Regions from separate parts of the Homo sapiens genome. Here all the other regions are linked to region 2. A link is an interaction called in ENCODE POLR2A ChIA-PET data of the cell type or tissue named here. Cell type or tissue: Caco-2. All regions are shown on one strand. Each heading gives the region's core, and the rest is flanking DNA. Links, peaks and the distances in the headings are about the cores only.

What was found. ChIA-PET counts read pairs that join two places held together with the same protein. Peaks named below come from ENCODE experiments on the same cell type or tissue, not always from the same donor. Only the 100,000 strongest peaks of a DNase experiment are listed, where the experiment ranks them.
Region 1: POLR2A ChIA-PET joins it to region 2 with 11 read pairs; 3 of 35 experiments call an interaction of 5 or more read pairs at or near these places.
Region 3: POLR2A ChIA-PET joins it to region 2 with 10 read pairs; 3 of 35 experiments call an interaction of 5 or more read pairs at or near these places.

Annotation. Positions count from the first base shown.
Region 1 is chr20:51,653,212-51,657,611 of GRCh38, forward strand. ATP9A (ATPase phospholipid transporting 9A (putative)) reads right to left here. Exons shown (of 28, transcript NM_006045.3): 14 at 3,727-3,939. Among named protein-coding and RNA genes, the nearest start is that of NFATC2, 110 kb to the left of the region's middle. In Caco-2, for the core only: no CTCF peak of the experiment used is centred there; no DNase peak of the experiment used is centred there.
Region 2 is chr20:52,029,386-52,033,785 of GRCh38, forward strand. No RefSeq gene overlaps it. Among named protein-coding and RNA genes, the nearest start is that of ZFP64, 160 kb to the right of the region's middle. In Caco-2, for the core only: no CTCF peak of the experiment used is centred there; DNase peaks (open chromatin) are centred at 2,026, 2,406, 2,786 and 4,086; H3K4me3 peaks cover 487 bases.
Region 3 is chr20:51,663,694-51,668,093 of GRCh38, forward strand. All of the region lies in intron 13 of ATP9A (ATPase phospholipid transporting 9A (putative)), which reads right to left. Among named protein-coding and RNA genes, the nearest start is that of ATP9A, 100 kb to the right of the region's middle. In Caco-2, for the core only: no CTCF peak of the experiment used is centred there; DNase peaks (open chromatin) are centred at 2,308, 2,698, 3,598 and 3,956.

The DNA.
Region 1 (4,400 bases), core at 258-4,257, 380 kb before region 2:
TCTTAGAAAAACAAGACAAATCTGATTTCAAGTGCAATTCATCCACAGAAGAGATAAAGTACCATTCACTTTGAGAAAAAGCGGCCGAGAAGTGCAAAGCATTCCATGAAAGATTTATCCTCATGGAAAAATCTTTGCACAGCCCTAAAACAAATACACCAAAGTCCAGTGGGAGCAGAGGAGTGGGCAACGGGCATTAAAGCCTCCAGAGATGCCAACAGGAGCATCAGGGGCCTCAGGCAGGACTTGCTTCTCAGATCATCAGCATCTGGAGCTTGCTCAAATTTGAATTCCGCTGGGTGCGGTGGTTACGCCTGTAACCCCAGCACTTTAGGAGGCTGAGGCAGAGAGATCACTTAAGCTCAGGAGTTTGAGACCAGCCTGGCTAACATGGGGAAAACCCTGTCTCTACTAAAAATACAAAAATTTGCCAGGCATGGTGGCGCACTTCTGTAATCCCAACTACTTGGGAAGCTGAGGCATGAGAATCGCTTGAACCCGGAAGGTGGAGGTTGCAGTGAGCCGAGATCATACCACTGCACTCCAGCCTGGGCGACAGAGCAAAAAAAAAAGGCCTGGCACGGTGGCTCACGCCTGTAGTCCCAGCACTATGGGAGGCTGAAGGATCACTTGAGGTCAGGAGCTCAAATAAAATAAAATAAATTTGAATTCCATCAAATACCCACAGGTTACTGGTTCCAAGTCCATAGCTACCAAAAATATGGCCCTCTCTGACATCGCTATTCCACAGTATCATTCCCAAAGGGAAAAACAGACTAAACCTGCCAAGCCACAGAAAGAAGAAATGATGATAAACCTGAAATTGTCACTTACTATGGCACAAGTCCAAGTAGATCAGGACAATCACCCAAACCTACCCTCCCTCCCCCTCTCTCTTTCTGCACACAATTCCCATCTCAGAAGGTAGCCAGGGGTGTACAACATTTTTCACTCCTAAAAAGCCTGGTTCAAATGTCAACAGTCACGGATGAACTGGGTTTTATAGCTTGAGCTATTCCACAAACACCCTGCAGGCTGGAAGGAGGAGTCTCCCAGGTGACAAATTCCACTGCCCAAAAAAGGGAGAAAGAAGCACCAGGACACAGAAGATGACACTCAAGCGTTCTTCCATTTGTGAACTTTGGGAAAGATGTTCATTGTGCCATCCCCCAACCGCCAGGAACCGCAGGCTCACTGATACTTGCAAATTGGTCCAGAACTTTAGGAGCCCCATTCTTCCTAAAATGGGTTAAAAAAAAAATTGGGATTCCTCCCAATGTTGGTACAAGAGTTAAATGTTTAAAAAAAAAAAAAAATTCTGGGAAGCACTCTGGCCATAGTTACCATGAGCCTTATGCTCATTTAAAGCCGGGCATGGTGGCACACGCCTGTAGTCCTGACTACTCAGGAGGCTGAGGTGGGAGGATGGCTCATACCCACGAGTTCAGGGCTGCAGTGAGCCATGATTGCACCTATCAAGAGCCGCTGCACTACTCCAGCCTGGGCAACATAGCAAGACCCCATCTCTAAAAATAAAATACTCATTCAATTTGACCCACAAGATATACTGACTGCCTACTTGGGGCTTCACAACAGCCCCACTGTGGGGGTTCCATGGCACAGATCTGGAGGCACAGCAAGCATAAGTAACTGCCCAAGTGTGGAGCTGGATCCCGGGAGTAAGTCACACACTATACTGTGTCACACAAGCCTCCTCCCTAGGGGCCTGGGGCTGTCTTGTTAGCACTAATATCACAGTGTTAGTCTACTCAAAAGTATCTCTTGAATTCATAAACCCAATCACGCCACTTCTAGAATTATAAGGTGTAAGGATGTTCATTGCAAAATACTTATAAATATCATTGCTAAAAATTAGGAATAACCTAAGTTCCTACAGTATGAGAAGTTCCAATTATGAGAATAGTTAGGATATTAGGGTATATGCATAGGTAGCAATTCTTAAAGAATGCTTTCAATAATATTCAAGATGATTAGAAAACAGAAATGATAAAATAGTAAGTGAAAAAAGGAGGATACAAACTATATCAATAGGAAAATTCACGTTTTAAAAAGTAAATTAAAAGATATTGAAAGGTGGCCGGGCGCTGTGGCTCACACCTAAAATCCCAGCACTCTGGGAGATGGAGCCGGGAAGATCGTGCCACTGCACTCCAACCTGAGTGACAGAGCAAAACAAAAACAAACAAACAACACCTCAACAACAAAAAGAAAAACAGACAAAGTGAAAATGGATAAAGGATATGGATAGACATTTTTCCAAAGAAGATAAACAAATGGCCAATAAGCATACGAAAAGACGCTCAACATCAGGGGCCATCCGGAAAATACAAATCAAAACCACAATGAGATACCGCTCCACACTGACTAGAACGTCCAGAATCCAAACAACTGACAGTAACAAGGATTGACCGAGATGTGGAGAAACGGAAACTGTCATACGTTGCTGGTAGATACGTAAAATAGCGCAGCCACTTTTGGAAAACAGACAGACAGCTCCTCAAAAGGTTAACTATAGAGTCACCATATGACATTGCCAACCCACTCCTAGGTATATACCCAAGAGAAACAGAAATCTACACCCACTCAAATACTTGTACACAATTGTCCATAGCAGCATTATCTATATAGACAAAAAAAAAAATCCAAATGTGCATTAATTGATGAATGGATAAATAAAATGTAATATATCCATAAACAGATTATTATTCAGTGATAAAAAGGAATGAAGCATTGATGAGTGAATATGCATGGATGAATCTTGAAAACATCACACTAAGTAAAACAGGCCAATCACAAAAGGCCACCTATTGTATGGTTCCAGATGTTTGGAGTGTCTGTCATAGGCAAATCTATAGAGGTAGAAAGTAGATTAGTGGGTGCTTTAGGGCTGGAGGAATGAGGAAGACAAGGGAGTACAGCAGGAAAGTGGGTATAGAATTTCCTTTGGGGTGATAAAAATATCCTAATTTGATTGTGATGATGGTTGCAAAAAAAAAAAAAAATCCCAAAATATACTAACTATATTAAGAAGCCATACTCACCAACGCAGTGACTCACGCCTGTAATCCCAACACTGTGGGAGGCCAAGGCCAGTGGATCACCTGAGGTCAGGAGTTCAAGACCAGCTTGGCCAACATGGTGAAACCCCATCTCTACTAAAAATACAAAAAATTAGCCGGGCATGGTGGTGGGTGCCTGTAATCCCAGCTATTCAGGAGGCTGAGGCAGGAGAATCGCTCGAACCCCAGAGTGGGTGGTTGTAGTGAGCCGAGATCACGCCACTGCACTCCAGCCTGGGCAAAAGAGTGAGACTGTATCTCGGGGAAAAAAATAAAATAAAAAAGTCATACTTTAAATAGGTAGACTGTATGGAATGTGGAGTTTATCTTAATTAAGATCTTAATTATTTACATCTTTTTTAAAGTATGTGGTTTAAATGGGACCTTGTGCCCTGTTATGCTGGCCTTTTGAGTTACAAAACAAAATCTCTAACTTTCCTAATTCAGACTATACCTCAAGTCCAAGGCTATTCTTTTTAGAGGAAAGGCGTTTCTTTCTTGTATTTGAAAATGTGTTTCCCAGCAGCCCTGCATCATCCTGGCTCCTGTCTGCCCTGACACATTGCTTCCTTAGAAAACGCCTAATTCCAGCACAGAGAAAACAAGCAGGGCCTCCCCATGCCTTGCTGCACCTGCCCAGGTTTACCTCATCGGGGCTGGATGCCTGGTATACGCGGCAGGAGTCTTCGTACTGCTTCTCGGCCTCAGCCTGATCAGTCACACCGTTGGACTCATACACGGGAGTCACGTTGTGGCAGAGCGCGATGGCCTTCACGGCTTCGTGCACGCGGCTGCTCATGGTCCGCCGGACCTTAGTGGTGAGCGTTGGGCCCTTCTGAGCCGGTGGGTCCTGGGATTGCTACAGGAAGGAGAAATGAACAAGGAAGATGACCAGAGGCAGGAATGATTTGGAGAGTGGAAGAACAGCCGTGCAGCTATTGTTTCTTTTTTCTACTGTTCCAACACACAGAACCCTTAGATATATCTACAATGATGCTGCAAATAAATGACATGCAATTTTCAGGGTTTGTCATTTATGCTCGGCAAAAAAAAAAGAAAAAGAGACAGAGGAAAAAAAATACAATTTAATGAACGAGAACGATTCTACCTGCAGATTGAGTGAATCTATCCTCCCTGGGGTGGTGTCGGGGGCTTTTGACAGAATGAGGACCCCACTGCACTGAAAGGGATCCCGGTAGTTCAGAGCAGGGCTTCCCCACTTGGGTACTCCTATGTTGGGGGACATTATATAGGGTGTTCAGCAGCATCCCTGTCCTCCAGCCACCAGATGCGCTGGACGCCAGCAGCACTCCCCTAGTT
Region 2 (4,400 bases), core at 226-4,225:
AATCAAACAAAATGTATTAAAATTGGCCAGGCACGGTGGCTTATGCCTGTAATCCCAGCACTTTGGGAGGCTGAGGCAGGTGGATCACCTGATGTCAGGAGTTTGAGACCATCCTGGCCAACATGGTGAAACCCTATCTACTGAAAATACAAAAATTAGCTGGGCATGGTGGTGCATGCCTGTAATCCCAGCTACGTGGGAGGCTGAGGCAGGAGAATCGCTTGAACCTGGGAGGCAGAGGTTGCAGTGAGCCGAGACCATGCCATTGCATGCCAGCCTGGGTGACAAGACTGAAACTCTGTCTCAAAAAAAAGAAGAAAAAATAAAAAATAAAAATAAAAATAAAATATATTAAAATTGTTTCTACCCATTTCTTCTTTCTTCCTCCTCCGTCTCCCCCTCCTCCCCCTCCTCCTCCTTTTCCTCCTCCTCCTTCTTCTTTTCTTCTTCATATTATTATAAGACTGGGTCTCATTATGTTGCCCAGGGTAGATTCAAACTCCTAGGCTCAAGCCATCCTCCTACCTCATCCTCCTGAGAAACTCTGAGACTACAGGCTCACACCACTGCATACGGCTCACCCATTTCTTTTTACCCTTTTAAAATATAGCTACTAGAAAATATAATAGTACATATGGATCTAAATATAATAAAATAGGCCAGGCACAGTGGCTCATGCCTATAGTCCTAGCTACTCAGGAGGCTGAGGCAAGAGGACTGCTTGGGCCCAGGAGTTCGAGGTGGAAATGAGATATGAATGTGCCACTGCACTCCAGCCTGGGTGACAGAACAAGACACTGTCTCAGAAATATATATCTAGTATTATTAAATAAGTAACAAAATAAAAATATATATAATAAATTATAATAGAAATAAACTAAAAATATAAAATATATTAAATTATTTCCATACATTTCCTTTTACTTTTTAAAATCTGGCTACTAGAAAATTTTAGCATTACAGACATGGCTCACATTACTTCTTTTTTTTTTTTTTTTTTGAGACAGAGTCTCACTCTGCCACCCAGGCTGGTACAGTACATTTGGGGCAAGCGTAGCTCACTGCAACCTCTATCTCCTGGGCTCAGCCTCCTGAGTAGCTGGGACTACAGGTGTGCACCACCACACCTGGCTAATTTTTGTATTTTTTTGTAGAGACAGGGTCTCACTATGTTGCCCATGCTGGTCTCAAATCCCTGGATTCAAGCAATCCACCTGCCTCTGCCTCCCAAAATGTTGGGATTACAGGCATGAGCCACCGCGCCCGGCTGCACGTTACATGTCTAATGGGAGCGCTAGCCACATCTTCCTGAGTTGTTCTCCTTCTTCTCATTCAGATCTTTACTTTGTCATCACCTCCCCAGTGGGGTCTTTCCTAACCATGCAGAATCTATGCACTTAGCCCCTGTCCCACTGTCCTGTCCCATTGCTTATTACCACCTGCCATTTTGGGGTTCTTTGTTGTTCGTCTCTCCACTAGAACATAAGCACTTTCTCAATGAAGTGTCTGCTCTCTTGTTCACGCAGCCTGCTAAGTGTTAGAACAGTGTCAGCCTCCTGGTTTTCACTCATAAATATTCGTTGCATCAACTCATCCTGATCATTTCTTATGAAAATTTTCAAGAATTATACAAAACAAACTATAAGTGTACACATACAGCCAATTCAAGGTCTCAGGACTATTTAACTTGAAATTCAACATTGAGAGACAGCATCCTTTTCTACTTTGGATTCCACAGAATTTGATCTAATTATGTTTAATTTGCCACCCAGCCTCCCTGAAAAGTGGATGCACAGGATGGGATGGAAGAAAAGAAAGATACAGTTTGGATTTATGTAGGAAGCATGTTTGCCTGCAGCTTGATAAAAGATCATGGCCTGAACCAAAAAAAAAAAAAAAAAAAAAAATCAATCAATCATTCCTTTCTTGATGGCCATTTTAAATATTTAGCTGAAATTGTCCTCATCTGGGTGTCAGCTGTTTTCTCTGCAAACACCCATCACCCTTGTGGTCACACACAATGCTGGGATGGCGGGGGGAGCCCCAGCTGCAGGACACCTCTTGTGTTTTCAATTTAAAGCCTCTGGGTTGATAGTTCACATTAACATGGAAAGAAATATACAACTTACGAGTTGGGAAAGCAGTTTTTACTCATAAAACCCTTTGATAGTTTAGCCATCTGGTCAGAGTGAAGGCCCCCATAAAAGAGACCCAAATAAGGTTAAAGGGCACAGTCTCTGAGGGTCAAGGAAGCCTACCAGAGTTTGCTCTAGTGGACTCTGCTAAAAGGATGCCTGACAAATTATTGTGCATTCCATAGCTTTTTGCGTAAGTATTTGATTACAGTGGACAGGAATGTTGTTGATATTTTCAACCTTGAGTTGGGGAGGAGGGGAGGCCGGACCTCTGCTTTTCAGACGCTCATAGTCCCTGCCCGTGTGGGGAGACGTGCTCTAAGCATTTTATCAAATGGTGTTTGTTCTGCTCTGGGCTCTATCTGTTCATTCGAAGTCTCTTGGCTTTGGCAATGGTGTGAAGAGATAGTTTCCTCTGTCTTGCGGAGAAAAAAAAACACACAAAAAACCACGTTGCATTTCTCTGACTCGCCAGGAAAGCCCCTCTGCTGTTTTTCTTGCTGTTTAGCAATAAAATCGGAAAGGAGACCACAATACTTGGAGCTCTGTGCTATTTCCGGTGTGAATGTCAACAGAACTCAGCATATTTATGGCTTTATTTCTCAGAGGGGATCACAGACAGAAGGGAATCTGAAGTGACTAAGCGCCACGTTCTTTGGCGGCCTGGACAAAAGCAGAGGAAATCACTTGATTTTATGGAGTCTTTGATAACACAAGTACAGTAAGTAAATGGCAGGTCTTTGAGCAGCTCTAGTACACATCTTAGATTTCTACAAAGTTCCAAGAAGGCAGCTCTTTCACTTGAAATTCAGAAGAATGAAGACATGATCTGAACACACTTCTTGGCGTGGCTTCGGAAGATGTTGTTTGTTATGCCTTAAGGAGAGGGACTGTTTCATTCTGGTAAAAGACACCATACCTGTGAAGGCTTTGTAGCTCTTTTTGCATAAGACTTTGTTGTAGGCCAGGCATGGTGGCTCACACCTGTAATCCCAGCACTTTGGGACGCTGAGGCAGGCGGATCACTTGAGGTCAGGAGTTTGAGACCAGCCTGGCCAACATGGTGAAACCTTGTCTCTACTAAAAATACAAAAACAAGCCCGGTGTGGTGGTGCACGCCTGTAATTCCAGCTACTCGGGAGGTTGAGGCAGCAGAATTGCTTGAACCCGGGAGGTGGAGGTTGCAGTGAGCTGAGATTGTACCACTCCACTCCAGCCTGGGTGACAGAGAGAGACTCTGTCTCAAAAAAAAAAAAAGAGAGAGAGAGAATATGATATTGGTTGCAGTGGCAGCTGTCCTGGGACAATGAAGTAAGACATCAGTGAAGTGCTGAGGAAGGTCATGTGGAGGATAGGACGTGCCCCTGTCCTGGATGACACTGTTGAATCTTTTGGAGATGCAAGATTTTTGTTTTCTGAGACAATTAAACGTCTTTGTCCAAGCCATATTGTGTTACCTTTGTGCACAAATGCATCCTACATGACATATCACATTACAGAAAATATCAGAGGCTAGTAGGTTTTAGAAGTTATAGGATTGGGAAAGTAGTTTTTTACTTTTACCAAATTAAACAAATTAATGCTTGAGAAAATGCTTTGCAAAATGCAAACCTATAGAATCTATGCATACACTATCCATTCCATCAGTCAACAAAAAGTTATTGAGCCCCAAATCAGTTAGGATTAGGTCTGGCTAGGAAAGATAGAAAACTTAAAGTAACAGTGGTTTAAACACAGAGAGAAGTTTATTTTTCTTGCATATCTATAGGCAGTACAGAGCCAATATGGTGATTTCATGATTATCAGGAACTGGGGCTCGTTCTATCTGTTCTACTATTCTCAACTTGTAGTTTTCACTGTGGTTCAATATGGAAGCATGAGCTCCGGAGAGCACGTCAACATTTACCTAGCAGTAAAGAGGAGGGGCAGCAGATAGACCCCACTCCTTCCCTAAGGCTGTTATTGGGAAGTCGCCTGTGACACATGCATTTACATCTCATTTTTCAGAACAGTCACATGACCATACCTAGTTGTAAGGGAAGCTGGGAAATGTAGTCTTTATTCTGGACAGCAAAGAATCCTGTTAACAGTAAGGGTTTCTGTTTATAGGGAAGAAAAGAATGGCTAACTAAGGTAAAGGGCAGCCTCTCCCATAGGTTCCCACCATGTGCCATTTATGAAACACTGACGGCAGAGCATATTAATACGTCAGCTTTGCTATGGTTTGGCTGTGTCCCCACCCAAATTTCATCTTGAATTCCCACG
Region 3 (4,400 bases), core at 258-4,257, 370 kb before region 2:
TGAGGCAAGAGAATGGCGTGAACCCGGGAGGTGGAGCTTGCAGTGAGCGGAGATCGCGCCACTGCACTCCAGCCTGGGAAACAGAGCGAGACTCCGTCTCAGAAAAAAAAAAAAAAAAACAAGAGAACATAAACTGAACTTTGTATCTGTTTTCTGTGGATGCAGAAAGTAAGAAGAACGCTCTCTGGCAGTCAGTACTGATGAACTGAGTGCATCCTGTGTATATATGTTGTGTGTAGAAAAATAAATCACAAACTCACACGCTCATAAAAAAAACAACTCAGTAAATGAAAAATGACAGTTCACAGACCAAAGTATGTGGAATAATCCCAATTATGGTTTGAGACTGTCTTGCTCTGTCATCCAGGCTGGGTGCAGTGGCATGATCTCAGCTCACTGCAACCTCTACCTCCTGGGTTCAAGCAAGTCTCCTGCCTCAGCCTCCAGAGTAGCTGGGATTACAGGCATGAGCTACCACGCCCAGCAGGAAAAGTTTTCCAAGTACCTTCCATCTATATATATTGATCTTTGTATAAATATTGTATTGTACTACTGAACATTACAAAACAAGAAAAAAAATTCTAAAATCCTATGATAAAAATGAAAAACAGGGCTGGCTGCAGTGGCTCATGCCTGTAATCCCAGCACTTTGAGAGGCTGAGGTGGGCTAATTGCTGGAGCCCAGGAGTTCGAGACCAGCCTGGGCAAATGGTAACACCCCCTCTCTCTACAAAAAATACAAAAATTAGCCAGGTATGGTGACGCATGCCTGTGGTCCCAGCTACTTGGGAGGCTGGGGTGGGAAGATCACCTGAGCCTGAGGGGTCAAGGCTACAGTGAGCTGTGATGGCACCACTGCACCGTAGTCTGGGTAAGAGAGTATAAGACTCTGTCTCAAAAAAATAAAAATAAAAATAAATAAGAAAACAAAATGAAAAATAGCATTTCTCACACAATTAGCTAATATCTCAAAATAACATATACTTGGGGTAAGGAACACTGAGAATTATAGATTTAAACTTAAATTTCTTTTTTTTTTCCTTTTGAGAGGAGTCTCCCTCTGTCACCCAGGTTGGAGTGCAGTGACGCGATCTCAGCTCACTTCAACCTCCACCTGCCGGGTTCAAGCTATTCTTCTGCCTCAGCCTCCTGAGTAGCTGGGATTACAGGTGCCCGCCACCACCCCCGGCTAATTTTTTTTTTTTTTTTTGTATTTTTAGTAGAGACGGGGTTTCACCATGTTGGTCAGGCTGGTCTCAAACTCCTGATCTCGTGATCTGCCCGCCTCGGCCTCCCAAAGTGCTGGGATTACAGGCGTGAGCCACCACACCCAGCCTAAACTTAAATTTTAAATCATCATACCTGTTATTCAGCTACAAAGAGGAATAAAGTACATACACCTGCTACAACCGGAAGAACCTTGCAAATACTCTGCTAAACGGAAGACCGGCCAGACACAAAAGGTCACATATTGTTTGATTCTATTTATAGGCAATGTTCAGAATAGGCAAATCCAGAGACAGAAAGTAGACTGACAGCTGGGGGGATAGAGCAGGGGGGTTTGGGAACTCAAGGGATGTGGGCTTTCTTTTTAGGGTTGATAAAAATGTTCTAAAATTAGACAGTACCAATGTTTGCACAGTATTGTGAACATATTAAAAACTACAGAATCATATGCTTAAAAGAGCAAATTTTATGGTTTTTAAATTGTATCCCCTTTTTCCATTAAAAGTACTAGTAAATTGCCAGGCGTGGTGGTTCAAGCCTGTAATCCCAGCACTTTGGGAGGCCGAGGCAGGCAGATCATCTGAAATCAGGAGTTCGAGGCCAGCCTGGCCAACATGGTGAAACCCCGTCTCTACCAAAAATACAAAAAAAAAATTAGCCAGGTGTGTTGGCACATGCCTGTGATCCCAGCTACTCGGGAGGCTGAGGCAGGAGAATCTCTTGAACCCGGGAGGCAGAGTTTGTGGTAAGCCAAGATAGCACCACTACACTCCAGGATGGGGCGACAGAGTGAGACTTCGTCTCAAAAAAAAAAAAAAAAAGTACCAGTAAATGAATAACCCAGGGGAAAAACCATCACAAGTCCTTAGCTGGTTATAGTTTTCTCTCCTAATGTGTTGGCCATTTTCTTACTGTTTACTTGGCCTTGTATTAATAATCTGAAGCTTTCCTGCAGGAATCTTTTAAAACCACCTGCTCTCTTTATGAGTCCAGTTTAGTTCAACCACATCCTTAGAACAAGTCACCTGGACACTCATAAACTGCGGCCTACATTTCAACACTGGGAAAATAAACAACTGTGGAATTCCAGCCCCTTCCGCAGGACACCTCAAGGACCGGACCTGACAAGTACCTGTCTGATACATGGAGTGAGGGCCCCTGGGTCAACCTCAATAGTATTAGTAAGATTTTAATTTTGCATTAATTTTGGAGATGGAACTGAAATGTAAAGAGTCGCTTCCTGTACCCCAGTGGGTCATCTTGCAAACTCTTCCTTGGAGTCCACAGGTTTAGATACCCATGCTCTGAACAGGGATGAACCTCAGTTTCACAGCAGCTGTTCTCCAATGCTACTGTACTCTGGAAACACCTGGTTCACCTGTTAAAACTGCAGGTCTGGGCACCACTCCTTGTGCTCCTGACTCTGGCCCAAGTGATCTAGCCCAGGGGTTCCAAAGGCTGTACTTTACGAAACACTGGGCCAGGCATGGTGACTCACGTCTGTAATCCCAGCACTTTGGGAAGCCAAGGCGGACAGATCACCTGAGGTCAGGAGTTTGAGACCAGCCAGGCCAACATGGTGAAACCCCGTCTCTACTAAAAATATAAAAATTAGCCGGGCGTGGTGGCAGGTGCCTGTAATCCCAGCTACTAGGAAGGCTGAGGCAGAGAATTGCTTGAACCCGGGAGGTGGAGGTTGCAGTGAGCCGAGATCGCACCCCTGTACCTCAGCCTGGGCAACAGAGTGAGACTGTGTCTTAAAAAAAAAAAAAAAAGAAAGAAAGAAAAAGAAGAAAGAACCACTGGTATAAGAACCCCTTACGAAGCTCTAAGGTGGGAGGCGTGACTGCAGTGGGAGCAGGGGTGATGTGCATATTTGGGATGGTTCCACAGCTGCAAATTTACTAAAGTCACCACACTGTGTATTCAACATGGCTGAACTTTCAGGTATGTAAATCATCCCTCGATAAAACTGGTTTTAAAAAAGCATGCAAAAGCTTCCATATGTCCCATCACACACGTGGTCCTGTGCTTATGCCAGGATGTTTAGACATCACGAGAGAAAGATGCACACACTCTCACTTGGGTAGATCTGTACTGGAATTGTGAGTTCACCCCAGCCTCGCACAGCTAACCCTAACCCCACAACACACAGCTGTGTCAGACTCAAGGCCGGGATGGGCAAACTGATTTATGAGCTTCCCCTAAGGAAGGAGTATGAGGTGAGGTTCACGGTAAGAAGTGTGGTTTTCTGAATTTCAACACTTTACAAAGAGTGTTATCTGTGCTAAGCCAAAAATGAACCATAAAAGCTAAAATACACAAATATCCTGAGAGGGGACGGCTTCCGTAAACACCAGGAGCTCTTAAAAATACCAGCAACATGGCATGGGTGTAACTCCCACCGGATGTACACACCACCACCTGTGAAGCTGTCTAATATAACCATCAAGAGTCAACACGACTGAGAAGGGGCTGCGAGTGATACAGACATGTAGCTGGGTGCTGATATGCATGACAATCCAATCAATGAGCCCCCCAAGAAGGAGCCTGGTGGGCATTTGGGGTTGGTGGCTCCGAGGGAAGGGTCTAATTTGAGACACAGAAATAAGGCAGCTCACCCTGCCTGGAAGGCTGAAACATGGGAAAGGGGAGGGGATGAAGACCAAGGCTAGATCCCACTGCAAGTCTCAGACTCCACCACAGAGCTGATGGTACCGAGAGGCTCCTGAGAGGACAGCAAGAAGGAAAGCCGGGCAGCTACTGTGCAGGGGGTCACGGCAGACAGGCGAGGAAGGGGGTCACCTTGCTGAGTGAGTGAGAAGGGATGAAGACAAAAGGCCAAAGGTGGCTGGGCGCAGTGCATCATGCCTGTAATCCCAACACTTTGGGAAGCCTTTGGGAGGTGAGGCGATCACTTGAGCCCAGGAGTTCAAGTCCAGCCTGGGCAACACAGTGAGACCTCGTCTCTATAAAAAATAAACCAAATTAGCCAGGTGTGGTGGTGCATACCCAGTGCACACTTGTAGTCCGAGCTACTTGGGAGGCTGAGATGGGAGGATTGCTTGAGCCCAGAAGTTTGAGGCTGCAGTGAGCTGTGATTGCACCACTGCACTCCAGCCTGGGTGACAGAGTGAGACCCTGTTACAAAAGAAGGAAGGGAGGTGGGGGGG